Regions from separate parts of the Homo sapiens genome. Here region 2 is linked to region 1. A link is an interaction called in ENCODE POLR2A ChIA-PET data of the cell type or tissue named here. Cell type or tissue: endothelial cell of umbilical vein. All regions are shown on one strand.

What was found. ChIA-PET counts read pairs that join two places held together with the same protein. Peaks named below come from ENCODE experiments on the same cell type or tissue, not always from the same donor. Only the 100,000 strongest peaks of a DNase experiment are listed, where the experiment ranks them.
Region 2: POLR2A ChIA-PET joins it to region 1 with 10 read pairs; 2 of 35 experiments call an interaction of 5 or more read pairs at or near these places.

The regions. Positions count from the first base shown.
Region 1 is chr17:30,698,796-30,706,795 of GRCh38, forward strand. It overlaps LOC105371723 (a long non-coding RNA gene), which reads left to right. Exons shown (of 4, transcript XR_001753096.2): 4 at 6,543-6,670. It also overlaps the pseudogene RN7SL316P. Among named protein-coding and RNA genes, the nearest start is that of CRLF3, 120 kb to the right of the region's middle. RefSeq lists enhancers at 608-1,581, 1,582-2,555. In endothelial cell of umbilical vein, no CTCF peak of the experiment used is centred here; no DNase peak of the experiment used is centred here; H3K27me3 peaks cover 1,093 bases.
Region 2 is chr17:30,641,523-30,649,522 of GRCh38, forward strand. It overlaps LOC105371723 (a long non-coding RNA gene), which reads left to right and starts at 5,522. Exons shown (of 4, transcript XR_001753096.2): 1 at 5,522-5,840; 2 at 6,845-6,934. RefSeq lists a silencer at 4,329-4,623. In endothelial cell of umbilical vein, no CTCF peak of the experiment used is centred here; no DNase peak of the experiment used is centred here.

The DNA.
Region 1 (8,000 bases):
CCTGCCTCAGCCTCCCTAGTAGCTGGGACTACAGGCGCCCACCACCACGCCTGGCTAATTTTTTGTATTTTTAGTAGAGACGGGGTTTCACCGTGTTAGCCAGGATGGTCTCGAGCTCCTGACCTCGTGGTCTGCCCGCCTCGGCCTCCCAAAGTGCTGGGATTACAGGCGTGAGCCACCGCGCCCGGTCCTGTGTTTTGCATTTTCAATAGAGTGGTCAGGAGGTAACATATAAGCAGAGTTCAAGGAGGGTGCAAAGTAAGGGGTCCTGTTGACTCTGCCCCTAAGACATGCCGAAAACCTAACGTTTTCCCCCAGCATCCCGTTCTGGGCCTCCATCACCTGCCTCTCACCTGCATGACAGTGGTGATCACCTCACGAATCTCCTGGGTCCCTCTCAAATTGACTATATAATTTATTTATTTAGAGACCAGGTCTCGCTATGCTGCCCAGGCTGGTCTCGAACTCCTGGGCTCAAGCGATCCTCCCGCCTTGACCTCCCAAAGTGCTAGGATTACAGGCATGAGTCACTGCGCCCGGCTGACCTGTATAATTAAAAAATAATAATAATCTATAAATAATATATATTTTTTAAGAGATAGGAGTATCGCTCGGTCACCCAGGCTGGAGTGCAGTGTTGCAGTCATAGCTCACTGCAGTCTCTAACTCCCAGGCTCAAGTGATCCTCCCACTTCAGCCTCCCAGGTAACTGGGATTACAGGAGCACACCAGCATTCCTATCATTTTCTTTCCTTCCTTCCTCCCTTCCTTCTTATCTTCCTTCCTTCCTTTTTTTTTTTTTTTTTTTTGGCATCTCACTCTATTGCCCAGGCTGGACTGCAGTGGTGCGATCTCAGCTCACTGCAACCTCTGCCCCTGGGTTCAAGTGATTCTCCTGCCTCAGCCTCTGGAGTACCTGGGACTATGGGCACGTGCCACCACGCCCGGCTTTTTTTGTATTTTTAGTAGAGATGGGGTTTCTCCGTGTTGGCCAGGCTGGTCTCAAACTCCTGGCCTCAAATGATTTGCCAGCCTCTATCTCCCAAAGTGCCAGGATTACAGGTGTAAGACACCGTGCCCCGGCCCCTAGCATTTTTTTTTTTTTTGAGGCAGTCTCACTCTGTTGCCCAGTTTGGAGTGCAGTGGCACAATCTTGGGTCACTGCAACCTCTGCTTCCTGGGTTCAAGCGATTCTCCTGCCTCAGCCTCCCGAGTAGCTGGGATTGCAGGCGCCCGCCACCACGCTGTAGGGGTGGGTTGCCCCTCCACACCTGTGGGTGTTTCTCGTAAGGTGGGACGAGAGATTTGGAAAAGAAAAAGACACAGAGACAAAGTATAGAGAAAGAAATAAGGGGACCCGGGGAACCAGCGTTCAGCATATGGAGGATCCCGCCAGCCTCTGAGTTCCCTTAGTATTTATTCATCATTTGTGGGTGTTTCTCGAAGAGGGGGATGTGTCAGGGTCACAAGACAATTGTGGGGAGAGGGTCAGCAGACAAACACGTGAACAAAGGTCTTTGCATCATAGACAATGTAAAGGATTAAGTGCTGTGCTTTTAGATATGCATACACATAAACATCTCAATGCTTTACAAAGTAGTATTGCTGCCCGCAGGTCCCACCTCCAGCCCTAAGGCGGTTTTTCCCTATCTCAGTAGATGGAGCATACAATCGGGTTTTATACCGAGACATTCCATTGCCCAGGGACAGGCAGGAGACAGATGCCTTCCTCTTGTCTCGACTGCAAGAGGCATTCCTTCCTCTTTTACTAATCCTCCTCAGCACAGACCCTTTACGGGTGTCGGGCTGGGGGACGGTCAGGTCTTTCCCTTCCCACGAGGCCATATTTCAGACTATCACATGGGGAGAAACCTTGGACAATACCTGGCTTTCCTAGGCAGAGGTCCCTGCGGCCTTCCGCAGTTTTTGTGTCCCTGGGTACTTGAGATTAGGGAGTGGTGATGACTCTTAAGGAGCATGCTGCCTTCAAGCATCTGTTTAACAAAGCACATCTTGCACCGCCCTTAATCCATTTAACTCTGAGTTGACACAGCACACGTTTCAGAGAGCACGGGGTTGGGGGTAAGGTTATAGATTAACAGAATCTCAAGGCAGAAGAATTTTTCTTAGTACATAACAAAATGGAGTCTCCTATGTCTACTTCTTTCTACACAGACACAGTAACAATCTGATCTCTCTTGCTTTTCCCCACACACGCCCGGCTGATTTTTGTAGTTTTAGTGGAGACGGTGTTTCAGCATCTTGGCCAGGCTGGTCTTGAACTCCTGACCTTGTGATCCACCCGCCTCGGCCTCCCAAAGTACTGGGATTACAGGCGTGAGCCACCGTGACTGCCGGCCACCATTTTTAATTGAGCTAAAATTCCCACAACAAAAAATTAACCACCAACCATTTTAAGGTGGACGATGTCATGTCATGTCATAGTACATTCATCATGTCTAGTTCCAAGACATTTTTCATCATCCCCTTAAGAAAACTCACACCCGTTAGCAGTCACTCCCCATTCCCTCCTCCCCCAGCCCTGGGCCACCCCTCATCCGCTTTCTGTCTCTCTGGATTTGCCTGTTCTGGACATTTCATATAAATTTCATATAAATAGAACATATAATGGTACACTATGGGAACTTTTGTGCCTGGCTTCTTTTGAGCATGGTGTTTTCAAGTTTCATCCCTGTTGTAGTGTGTACCAGGACATCTTTCCTTTTAATGGTTGGAAAATATTCCATTGTATGAATATACATTTTGTTTATCTGTTCATCTACTGATAAACATTTGGATTGTTTTCACGTTTTTACTATGGTGAGTAGTGCTGCTAGGAACATCTACATACAAGTATCTGTTTAGGAGGCTGTTTTCAATTCTTTCGGTTATACTTAGGAGAGAAATTGCTGAATCATACAGCATTTTTTTTTTTTTTGAGACAGGGTCTTGCTCTGCCGCCCAGGCTGGAGTGCAGTGGTGCAATCATAGCTCACTGCAGCCTCGACCTCCCAGGCTCAAATGATCCTCCCATTTCAGCCCCCGATCCTGAGTAGCTGGGACTATAGGTGCAAGCCACCCTGCCCAGGTAATGTTTGTATATTTTGTAGAAACCGTGTCTCACTATGTTGCCCAAGCTGGTCTTGAACTCCTGGACTGAAACGAACCTCCCATCTTGGCCTCCCAAAGTGCTGGGATTACAGGCGTGAGACACCGTGCCCTGCCTCATATAGTAATTCTGTGTTATAGTTATTGAGGGAGCACTCATATAATCTTTTATTTTATTTATTTATTTATTTATTTTTATTTATTTGTTTTTTTGAGACAGAGTCTGGCTCTGTTGCCCAGGCTGGAGTGCAGTGACATGATCTTGGCTCACTGCAAGCTCCGCCTCCTCGGTTCACACTATTCTCCTGCCTCAGCCTCCCGAGTAGCTGGGACTACAGGTGCCCACCACCACGCCCGGCTAATTTTTTGTATTTTTAGTAGAGACGGGGTTTCACTGTGTTAGCCAGGATGGTTTCGATCTCCTGACCTCGTGATCCACCCGCCTCGGCCTCCCAAAGTGCTGGGATTACAGGTGTGAGCCACCGTGCCTGGCCTATTTTATTTATTCTTATTTTAACATTTTGTTTTAGAGACAGGGTTGGGGGGTTTTAGAGAGGATAGGTTGGGGGCGGGGAATAATTCCAACTGTGGTCTTTTTCTTTTCTCACCCTGTTGCCCAGGCTGGAGTGCAGTGGCTATTCACAGACGTGATTCCACTACTGATCAACACAGGAGTTTTAACCTGCTGTGTTTCCAACCTGGGCCAGTTGACTCTTCCTTAGGCAACCTGGTGGTCCCCTGCTCTTGGGGGGTCACCACATTGACGTTGATGGTCATGGCACACACCACCTCCCGGAAGTCCTAGGATCAAGCCTGTGTGCGTGAATCCTCCTGCCTCAGCTAGGATACAGGATCACACCACCAAGCCCAGCCCTATAATCTTTTAAACATCCAAATAAGATCATGCCACCCACTTCTGAAAGCCCTCTTGGGGTTCCTAGTATCACTGGGAATATAATCTAGACCCTCTCCTGGCCTCCCACCATGCTAGCCTAGCCCTGGTGCCTTTCAAATAGTCCTGCCTAGCTAGGCGCAGTGGCTCACACCTGTAATGCCAGCATTTTGGGAGACCGAGGCGGGAGGATCGCTTGAGCCTGGGAGTTTGAGAACAGCCTGGGCAACATTGTGGAACTCTGTCTCTACAAAAATACAAAATTAGCCAGGCATGGTGGCATACGCCTGTTGTCCCAGCTACTCAGGAGGCTGAGGCAGGAGACTTGCTTGAACATAGGAAACAGGTTGCAGTGAGCTGAGATTGAGCCATTACACTCCAGCCTGGACAACAGAGTGAGAAAAGAAAAAGACCACAGTTGGAATTATTCCCCTTCCCCACCCTATCCTCCCAGCCCAAATCCGGGACCCGGCTCGGAACCTAACTTTTTTTTTTTTAGACGGAGTCTTGCTCTGTCTCCAGGCTGGATTGCAGTGGTGCGATCTTGGCTCACCACAACCTCCAGCTCCCGGATTCAAGTGATTCTCCTGCCTCAGCCTCCCAAGTAGCTGGGATTACAGGCACGCGCCACCATGCCTGGCTAATTTTGTATTTTTAGTACAGACAGGGTTTCTCCATGTTTGTCAGGCTGGTCTCGAACTCCCAACCTCTGGTGATCTGCCCACCTCGGCCTCCCAAAGTAATGGGATTACAGACGTGAGCCACTGCACCCGGCCTATAACTACATTTTTTAACTACTTGGGCATGTTCTGGAGCCTTCGTTGCCCCTTCTGTAAGATGGGGAGAAAGTCCCCCACCCACAGAGTTACCATAAAGTATAAATGAGAGCATTCGTGCTCATTTGAGCCATTTCTCGGCCAGCCTGAACCTCTCCCCGGGCACCAACTTCATGCCTCCACTTGGACATATCAAACCAAAGGCTTGGATCTAACCTACAAAACTGCCCCCTCTCCATCCTCTCCATCCTTCCAGGGGCTCACTCAGCTCACAAATTTTGACTTACCTCTTTCCCTCGTATCCCACTTCCAATCCATCTGCTCCACCTTCAAAATATACCCCCTGAGGACGGGCGCGGTGGCTCACGCCTGTAATCCCAGCACTTTGGGAGACTGAGGTGGGCAGATCATCTGAGGATGGGAGTTCAAGACCAGCCTGACCAACACGGAGAAACCCCGTCTCTACTAAAAATACAAAATTAGCTGGGCGTGGTGGTGTGTGCCTGTAATCCCAGCTACTCCGGAGGCTGAGGCAGGATAATGGCTTGAACCCGGGAGGTGGAGGTTGTGGTAAGCTGAGATCACACCATTGCACTCCAGCCTGGGCAACAAGAGTGAAACTGCGTCTCAAACAAAACAAAACAAAAAACAAACAACAAAAAAACCTGGCTGGGTGCAGTGGCTCATTTCTGTAATCCCAGCACTTTGGGAGGCTGAGGCGGGCAGATCATTTGAGGTCAGGAGTTCAAGACCGGCCTGGCCAACATGGTGAAACCCTGTTTCTACTGAAAAAAAAAAAAAAAATCAAAAATTAGCCTGGCATGGAGGCGCATTCCTGTAATCCCAGCTACTTGGGAGGCTGAAGTAGGAGAATCAATTGAATCTGGGAGGCAGAGGTTGCACTGAGTCGAGATCATGCTACTGCACTCCAGCCTGGATGACACAGAGTGAGACTCCATCTCAAAAAAAAAAAATAAAAATAAAATAAAATAAAATAAAATAAAAGAACACAGTTGGAATTACTCCCTGCCCCCAACCTATCCTCCTAGCCCAATTCTGGGACCTCTTCATCTTGCCCTCCACTTGGCTTGGCAGTGGGGGTGGAACTGAATGGAGCTCAGAAATCGCCCAAGGTTGGCCTGCCACCACGGCTCACACCTGTAATCCCAGCCCTTTGGGAGACTTAGGAAGGAGGATCATTTGAGTCCGGGAGTTTGAGACCAGTCTGGGCAACATAGCAAGCTATGAAAAAAAAAAATACAAAAATTAGCTGGGTGTGGTGGCTCGTGCAGTGAGCTGCAGTGAGCTATGATTTCATCACTGCACTCCAACCTGGGCGACAGAAAGAGACCCTGTCTCCAAAAATAAATAAATAGTGTGGCGCGGTAGCTCACGCCTGTAGTCCTAACATTTTGGGAGGCCGAGGTGGGCGGATCACTTGAGGTCAGGAGTTCGAGACCAGCCTAGCCAACATGGTGAAACCCTGTCCCTACTAAAAATATGAAACTTAGCCGGAAATCACTTGAACCCGGGAGAGGGAGGTTGCAGTGAGCAGAGATCGTGCCACTGCACTCCAGCCTGGGCAACAGAGCGAGACTCCTCAAAATAAATAAATAAATAAAAATATAAATAAATAAATAAAAGAAGTTGCCTAAGATGGGGGTACAGGGAGCCTCTGGAAAGGCCAGGGACACACAAAACTTCACCCACACCTCAAGGCTTGGATAGGTCCATCCTCCACTCCCTGGCACCTGCTGACTTTCCAGGGCTCATTCCATCACACATTCTGTGTCCATCTTCTCCATGACGAAGGAAGCGCCCAGAGAAGGCTCCCTGCCTTGTTCCCTGTGCACTGGAGGCACATCCTCAATGCATCACACTGCACCTGACAGGTAAGGGCATATAAGGTGCGTGCTGTGTGTTTGAGGCGTAAATGGAAGGAATGAATACGTGCACGGAGCAGTGAAATGAACAGCAGGGTTGTGCATCCTATACCGAGTGGGCTCTAGGAAAACACGGGCTGGGGGCGCCTGGTGGGCAGTGGCTGTCTGGCGTTGCGCTGACCTGTCCAGGAGCCTGAGGCAGGGCACCCGGGAACGAGGGCGCTGGGCCTGAGGCAAAGGGAAGCTGAGCACTGGGGCGAAGCAGAGCCTTCAGGACTGTGAGGTTGGGGGCCCAACCGAGGCAGTGGGCGCAATACATGGAAGGCACAGAGAGGGGACAGACAAGGCATAGGCGAGCCCAGCTGTGTCTGACGCTGGGATGCTGGAGGTGCTAGGCGTACAAAATGTGGGGTCCCAGATACGCAGGAGAACACAGGGTGCCCTAGGCATAGGGCACCCTGGGCGTGCGGGTTCTATAGCACAGGGTGCACAGAAGATGGGGCGTCCAGGTGCAGGGTTCATAGAACATGGGGTACTCGAGGCGCGTGGCACCGTGGGCGTGGAGGTCCCGTGGGACGGAATACACAGAGCGTGGGGTGTCTCAGGCGCGGGGCTCATGGGAATCCCAAGGCGCAAGGTGGGAGGCTGGAAGCGAGGAGCGCCCTGGGAGCAGGGTGTCCGAAGCGCGGGTACCGATCTGGGCAGCGCGGGGCACGCGGCGCGCGGGCGAGTCTGCGTGCGCGCGCGGACGCCTTGGTTCCCGGAGCCCAGTTGCTGGCGCGGCCTCCACTGCGGCTGCGAAGCCGAAGGTCTGAGGTGCGCCAGGGCTCTTTACGCGGCCCCCAGCCTCTCCGCACCCTTTGTCTCCTGAGCACGCCGCTCACAAGTCCAGGAGACATGGATCAGATGGAGGCTGGAGAGCCGATCCCAGCTGGGACCAGTGGGGTTTAGAGGGTCTAGAAAGGGGTGAGGGGCGAGGGTGAGGGGGTTCTGGCTGGGGTTTTCCAAACTGAGCTGAGGGTGCCTTAAAGAATGTCGTTGCTTTCCCTCATATAAGTAAAGGCCACTCCTTCTCGTAGCCTCTGGAGAGTGCAAGTTAGAACCACCTCCTAGGCTAGCTCTGTAGGGGGAAGTGGGTGGGCTGCTCAGGGCTGGAGGGTGGGGTGGGGACAAAGGCCTGGAGCAAGAGAACAAGGAGGTGACAAGCTTTTCCTGAGCGTCAAGTTCTGTTCCCTTTTCGGTACTGCTAGGTTTATAGAAAGCTGGCTGCCTGGAGTGCCCTCCATCTCAAAGCCTTCATGGGTCTTACTTGCTACTGTCAGTATCTCAAACTGGGAAATT
Region 2 (8,000 bases), 57 kb before region 1:
CATAGCCGGCGCATAATATGCCTTCAATAAATGTTTGAAATTATTATTCTCGATGGTGTCACGGTGCTGGCTGAAAGGCAGCATAGCTCAGCAGTTAAGCCAGACGGTCCGGGTTCAAATCCCATCTCTACCATGTAATAGCTGTGTGACCTTGGGTAAGTTACTCAACCTCTCTGTTCCCCCATCTATAAAATGGGGGAAATGACACTATCTATTTTATAGAGCTATTGCAAGGATTAGCATAGAAAATGCCTCAACCGTGCCTGCCACTGATGTCAGGTTTTATTATTGCTGTAACACTTTCCCCTATTCAGAGTTTCATCTCCTAGATCCCCGGGCACGGCAACAGCTGGCTTTCAGATCAGGGCCTCCCTGGGAGGTTTTAGTCTCAGCACAAGTCACCTGCCTTCCCCCTCTCTGGCTCCCAGCAGCCCCATCCTTCCCCCAGTCTTGGCCCGGGTTCCAGCACCGTCTCCTCCCCTCCCCTTTGCCCCTCAGCCCCAGGGTGACCAAAGCCTCTGCCTCGTGGGACGGCTTTCTAGCACTTTCCTCCTTTTAAGAGATTGACTGCAATTTCTATAGTAACATCACATTAGCCAGAAATTAATGTCCTCATTAAGATAGCAATTAGGCACATTAGCGTGGCAATAAAAGAGAAGCTTATGAAATAACTGCTGGTTCCAAAATGCCTTTTAATTTAGTATTTTATATTGTGCCATGTTATTAATTTTTTTCCCTCGGCAGAAGATAATAAGAGAAATGTTTGAATTGTGGGGAGGTTTAAAATAAAAAAAATTTTTGAGAAGGAAAGCAATGTTGATACCTGTAGACAGACGATCTGTCTTCTCCCCAAAACCCCATTGGTCCTGAGTCCATAGGGTGACTCCATGGGGTGTCAGAAGAGGGACAGCATTGATGGGTAGGGGGCCAGGCCATGTCCTGGGACTTTTGGCCAGGCTTGGCATCCAGCGGAGATTGGAGTGGAACAGCCTTTGATCCTAGAAGCAGGAGAAATGGTGCCATGTTTCTTTGCCCTAAACAACGAATACCTGTTGGTTTGGGATTTTCCCCCAATAGGCTCCATCTCCTGAATTCAAATTCTTTCAGCAAATGTTTCCTTGGTACCCTGTGGCTCTGACTCTGCTGTTGAGGGCTTTCCAGATTGTTGGAGACGACAGATGTATAAATGGGAAAATGCCATGATAAACTGGGAATGCAGTATTTTGCAACTTGTAATGAAATCATGGCTCTAGGCCGGGCACCGCGGCTCACGCCTGTAATCCCAGAACTTTGGGAGGGCAAGGTGGGAGGATCGCTTGAGGCCAGGAGTTCGAGATCAGTCTGGGAAACATAATGAGACCCCCCCGCAACCCCGTCTCTTAAAGAAAAAGAAAAGAAAGAAAGAAATCATGGATCTAGGACATGATTAGCCATGGATAGTAAAATCATTAGGGGAAAGGTGGATGAGGAATGGTTTTGTGTGGCCAGGCACAGTGGCTCACACCTGTAATTCCAGCACTTTGGGAGGCTCAGGCAGGCGGATCACCCGAGGTCAAGAGTTCGAGACTAGCCTGGCCAACATGGTGAAACCCCATCTCTACTAAAAATACAAAAATTAGCCCGCTGTGGTGGCAGGTGCCTGTAATTCCAACTACTCGAGAGGCTGAGGCAGGAGAATTGCTGGAACCTGGGAGGCAGGGGTTGCAGTGAGTCAAGATCGCGCCACTGCACTCCAGCCTGGGTGACAGAACAAGACTCTGTCTCAAAAAAAAAAAAAAAAAAAGAAAAAAAAGAAAAGAAAAAAAAGAAAAGGAAAAAAAGGAATGTTTTAGGGGAGGCCTGTTCTGCTCCCATCTGAGCCCTGGGTCAAATTTAGCGTCCTAGGCTGGACATGATGTGGCTCCCATTGGGAGCAGTAGTAGTAGGTTGGTGAGGGCCTGGAAGGAGACGTATCTCCCTGAGTTAAGGAGGGCACCTCAAAGGATCAGGCACATGAACAGAGACCTGAAGGAGGAAAAGCGGAGGATACACATAGAGATCTGGGGGAAGAAGGTTCCAGACAGGAGGAACAGCGGGTGCCAAGACTCTGGGGTGGGAACTAGCATGGAGAAGTAGAGATCAGCTAGGAGGCTGATGTGGCTGGACGGAAGTGAGAGAGAGAGGAGAGGAGGTGCAATGAGAGATATACCAAGGAAAGAAAACATGGGGCGCTGGGCACGGTGGCTCACGCTTGTAATCCCAGCACTTTGGGAGGCCAAGGCGGGCGGATCACCCGAGGTCAGGAGTTAGAGACCAGCCCGGCCAACACGGTGGAACACCGTCTCTATTAAAAATACAAAAATTAGTGGGTCATGGTGGTACATGTAATCCCAGCTACTCGGGAGGCTGAGGCAGGAGAAACGCTTGAGCCTGGGAGGCAGAGGCTGCAGTGAGCCGAGATCGCGCCACTGCAATCCAGCCTGGGCAACAAAGCGAGACTCCGTCTCAAAAAAAAAAAAAAAGAAAGAAAAAAGAAAGAAAGAAAGAAAAAGGAAAAATGGGGAATTTCATTGGAAGGCCATGCCAAAACACAAACAAAAAAGAAACAAATAAAGGAAAAATGGGGAAGGATTCCTCAGGAAGTTAAAGAGTTGACAATCAATTTCAGGGACCCCGGGATTTGAGTCTAGCTCCTTCGTGGGCAAGGGGACGTGCTGACCAATGCACACCTGTGCCTGCCAGGCTCCTTGTCAGTTACCTGTTGCCAGTTAAGCTGTCTAACAAAGGCCAGGCACAGTGGCTCATGCCTGTAATCCCAGCACTTTGAGAGGCCAGGCAGGTGGATCACTTGAGGCCACAAGTTTGAGACCAACCTGGCCAACATGGCAAAACCTCGTCTCTACTAAAAATACAAAAATTAGTCAGTCGTGGTGGCGGGTGTCTGTAATCCCACCTACTCGGGAGGCCGAGGCAGGAGAATCGCTTGAACCCGGGAGGGAGGCAGAGGTTGCAGTGAGCCAAGATTGCACCACTGCATTCCAGCCTGGGCCACAAAGTGAGACTGAGACAAAAAAAAAAAAAAAAAAAAAAAAAAAGCTGCCTAACAACGCCCAAATCCAGCAGCTTAGGACAATCAGCATTAATTTTGGCTTCGCAGGCTACAGGGCAGTTTTTCTGCTCCTGGCTGGGCTCACCCACCAGCGTCTATGGGTCCAAGAGTCACACTGTATTTATTCAGGCTGGGTCTTTTCGTATATTTGGGCCCGGCTGGCTATAGGCTGGTCTAGGACAACAGGATTCTTCCCTCATCCTCCAGCAGGCTAGCTCGGGCTTGGTCACCTGACAGGGGCAGGGTTTCCAGACGTCGACCAGAAAGATGCACCACCTCTTCAGGCCTAGATTGGGAAGTGACTTCACTTCTGCTGCAATCCATTGATTGGCCAAAGGAGATCACGAGACCAACCCAGATTCAAGGGGTGTGGAAGTAGGCTCCACCTCCCAGTGGGAGGAGCTACCTAGGCAAAGAGTATAGATGGTGGGCGGTAGAATTGGGTCCGTGAAGCCAACTTGACCAGCCCCATGATTCCTTTGGGGCTTTTGATAATCATTCCCTGCCCCTCCCTGGGTACCCCAAGGCATTCTATGGTCCTCGACCCTAGCTTTGGCCCCTGTAGAAGTTCTTTTTTTTTGAGACGGAGTCTCGCTTTGTCACCCAGGCTGGAGTGCAGTGGCGCGATCTCGGCTCACTGCAAGCTCCTCCTCCCGGGTTCACGCCATTCTCCTGCCTCAGTCTCCCGAACACCTGGGACTACAGGCGCCCGCCACCAAGCCCGGCTAATTTTTTGTATTTTTAGTAGAGACGGGGTTTCACTGCGTTAGCCAGGATGGTCTCGATCTCCTGTCCTCGTGATCCGCCCGTCTCGGTCTCCCAAAGTGCTGGATTACAGGCATGAGCCACCGCGCCCGGCCCTCTGTAGAAGTTCTTTCTGCCCAGGTTTGCTCTCTCTCTAAGCTCCCACAGGAGCTGTGGCTTGGGTTGTTCAAGGCCCCAAATTCCCGACTGGACTTCCTTTCTTCAGCTCTGCATTGGGGTGTGACCAGGACTGAAGTATTTTATTGAAATCATTGGCTCTCCTGATAGCAAACAGAGAGTTGGTGTCAGTAAGGCAGAGGAGAGTTTAGTCTGTAGTGTGCTATGGAGTAAGGGAGCAATGGAAATCGGGAGCTTAGTTTGAACACACTCAGTGTCCCCTTGTGCAGTGTCCAACCTGCCCAACCGTACCAGCCCACCCTGATTGAGGGACTAAAGAGTGGAGGAAAGGAAGGGGAAAGGGATTTCACTGACAGCTGGAGCCTTAGCCCTCGGGCCAAATGAAGGACCTTCCCAGAACAGAGTGACCCAGAAGGAAGCTGTGGCCCAACCACCAAGATGGGTAACCCTGACAGGCACAACCTGCCCTCTTGTCAATCAAGGCTGGACCACGTGGTGTGGGGAAGGGGTGAAGGACTAAGAGAGGGGGCAAAGAGGAGGGTAGGAAGGTCCTGGCCTAAACGACCCAGTTAGTTTCCCCATCACCCCCTACCCCCATCCTGTATCCCAGGGAAGTATAGTGCAGCTGGGTTCTTGGTTGCCATGGCGACTGACAAAAAAAAAGACTTGAGGGGAGGAAAACACCCCGGGGCATGAAGAAGCAATTTGCTCTCAGGTCTGGGAGTCAGCACCGGAATCAGAATGTCCTAAGAAGGAAAGAAAACTGAGCGAGCCGGGCTTGGGTAGGTGGCAAACCTTCCCAAGGCCCCCTGCCAGCCATCCTAAGAGAGAGAGGGTAGGGGCGACCCCAGCTCTGTGTGGGAGGCGCCAACTCTAAGCCCCCACCCCCGAGGCTGCCCCTCCCACCCGAAGCGTTTAGCACCCAGGGTCTGGGGTGGGGGGCGAGGCGGGGGCGGGGCTTCCCAACGGATTGCTTTTTTTTTTTTTTTTTTTTTTTTTTTTTTTTTTCTTAATTTCCAGTTCCGCCTTGGGACGAGTCCCTGGCTGGGGGAACCGCATCAGGCCTGACACCCATCCCATTCCCCCCTAAACCCAGAACGAGATCCAACCTCACTCCCCAGCCCCTTCCCGACCTCGCCGCTCAGGCTGTGATGGGAAGGTCCCTGGGAGTGGGGAGGAGGGCAAATTTAAACCCGGAGGGGATCCTGTAGCCCAGTTCTCCTCGGTTCCCTAAACCTCCAGGAAAGCGGAGAAAGTCACATTGTGGTGGCAGCAGCGGGTTTTTTTTTTAATCTGTTAATAAAACGCAAGTGAATCAAATCCGCCCTAAGGGAATTTGGGGGGCGCGGCGAGGCAGAGGCCATGGTGTTTGCAGAAGTTGGAAATTTAATAAGAAGGAAAAATAAAAATAGCCACTGTGCTGGAGAGAGAGAGAGAGAGAAGGTTGGGAGAAGCAGGCAAGTGTGGGACTCCTAGCTGGGTGGAAACGTGCAGAGGGGGCTGGGGAAGGCGAGGGCACCACTAGTCCGGAGGAGCAAGGGAGACACTGCTGGGGATACCAGGAGGGGAGTCTTTGGGGTGTCACCAGAACAGTCCAGTTCCTTGGCAGATTTTTCACCAGCAGTGAGCTGGGCACAGAGGTTGGGGTTTGGCCCTCTAAACACCTGGGTGTAGAGGTCCAGCCTCTGGTTACTTGGTCTTCACAGCGCCCCCCACCTTCTGAGCTACTCAAGAGATGGGGGACAGTAGCAGTACTGCCAAGAACAGTTGTGCAAGTTGCGCACTGCACAAGCATGCCAGACAGAGGCTAGAGCAGAAGCTAACATCATCTGTTCCCCTCACCACACATTGCATCTGCCCAGAGGAAGAGGTACCTTTTATTTATTTTATTTTATTTTATTTATTTTATTTTTTGAGATGGAGTCTCACTGTTATTGCCTGGGCTGGAGTGCAATGGCACGATCTCAGCTCACTGAAACCTCTGCCTCCCAGGTTCCAGCAATTCTCCTGCCTCAGCCTCCCGAGTAGCTGAGATTACAGGCGCCCACCACCACGCCCAGCTAATTTTTGTATTTTTAATAGAGACGAGGTTTCACCATGTTGGCCAGGCTGGTCTCGAACTCCTGACCTCAGGTGAGCTGCCCACCTCAGCCTCCCAAAGTGTGGGATTACAGGCATGAGCCACGGCACCCAGCAAGGAAGGGGTACCTTTTAAAGATCTACACAAGGCCGGGCGCCATGACTCATGCCTGTAATCCCAGCACTTTGGGAGGCCAAGACGGAAGGATCGCCCAGGACCTGAAGACCAGCCTAAGCAGCATAGGGAGACCACCATCTCTACAATAAATAAATAATGAGAAAATAAACATCCTGGCCGGGCGTTGTGGCTCACGCCTGTAATCCCACTGCTTTGAGAGGCCTAGGCAGGCAGATTGCTTGAGCTCAGGAGTTCAAGACCAGCTTGGGCAACATGGTGAATCCCTGTCTCTATGAAAAATACAAAAATTACCCAGGCATGGTGGCGCACAACTGTGGTCCCAGCTACTCAGGGGGCTGAGGTGGGAGGATCGCTGGAGTGGAGGCTGCAGTGAGCTGTGATCACGCCACTGCACACCAGCCTGTGTGACAGAGTGAGATCCAGCCTCAAAAAAAAAGAGAAAAGTCCACACAAAGTTGACAGTGAACCAGCTGCATCTCTGAACACATCCAGTGATACCCCCTCCACCCCGCTCCAGGAAACCCAAGATTGCTGACAGGCCCAGCTACAGCAGCTTTGAGCTGGCTGCAGCCTGTGGGGTCCTCTGGGAGCAGCTGAATGGAATTTGTTCATGCTTTCACTCAACAAGTATTTACTGGGTGTTTATTTCATGCCAGGTGCCGTGCTGGGCAGTGAATGAATGAACCTTGCCCTGGGGTTAACACTCCAGTGGGATGAACAGACAAACCCCACAAGCACTGCATACGGTATGCAAAATGGGGTGCATGCTATGGAGGGAAATACAGCTGGGAAGGGTGGGGGCGGGCAGGGGCCCTGGGTGCAATTTTTACAAAGTGACCTCACTGAGGAGGTGACATTGCAGCAAACCCAGAAGCAGGCAAGGAGGAGTCATGTGGCTGGCTGAGGGAACAGCATTTTAGGCAGGGGGAACAGCCTGTGCAAAGCACTGAGACCTTGTTTTGTGAATTGAGCACCTTGAAATATGGGTTGCTTGGCCCTAGTTAAGGTTCTGAAAGAGCCTTTAATTTTTTTTCCCCTAGACCTGGGTGGGGCGGCTCATGCCTGTAATCCTAACTACTCAAGAGGCTGAGGTGGGAGGATCACTTAAGTCCAGAAGGTTGAGGCTGCAGTGAGCCATGATCATACCACACGGCACTTCAGCCTGGGTGACAGAGCAAGACTTTGTCTCAAAAACAAAAAACAAAAAAATCCAATTCCGGCCAGGTGCGGTGGCTCATGCCTGTAATCCTAGCACTTTGGGAGGCCGAGGCAGCTGGATCACAAGGTCAGGAGTTCGAGACCAGCCTGGCCAAGATGGTGAAACCCCGTCTCTACTAAAAATAAAAAAAAATTAGCTGGGCGTGGTGGCATGTGCCTGTAGTCCCAGCTACTCGGGAGGCTGAGGCAGGAGAATTCCTTGAACCTGGGAGGCGGAGGTTGCAGTGAGCCGAGATCGTGCACTGCACTCTAGCCTGGGCGACAGAGCGAGACTCCATCTCAAAAAAAAAGAAAAAAAAAATCCAATTCCAACCTATACAAGGCAGCAGCTGTGAGGTGACACAAGTATGAACCCCATTAAGTCCCCCCAAAAGCCAAGAATCTTGGATTTCCTTCACAAGTGAATGACCCCCCCAAATCTTGAAGGAAAATCATTCTAGCAGCAAATCCTAGACAGGAGTTACTATCAGCCAGATATTGCCATCTGCCTTAACTGGTTTAATCCTGACAGTGAACCCCAATGATGTAGAAAATGTTACCACCATTTTTTTTTTTTAATACAGAGTCTTGCTCTGTCCCCCAGGCTGGAGTGCG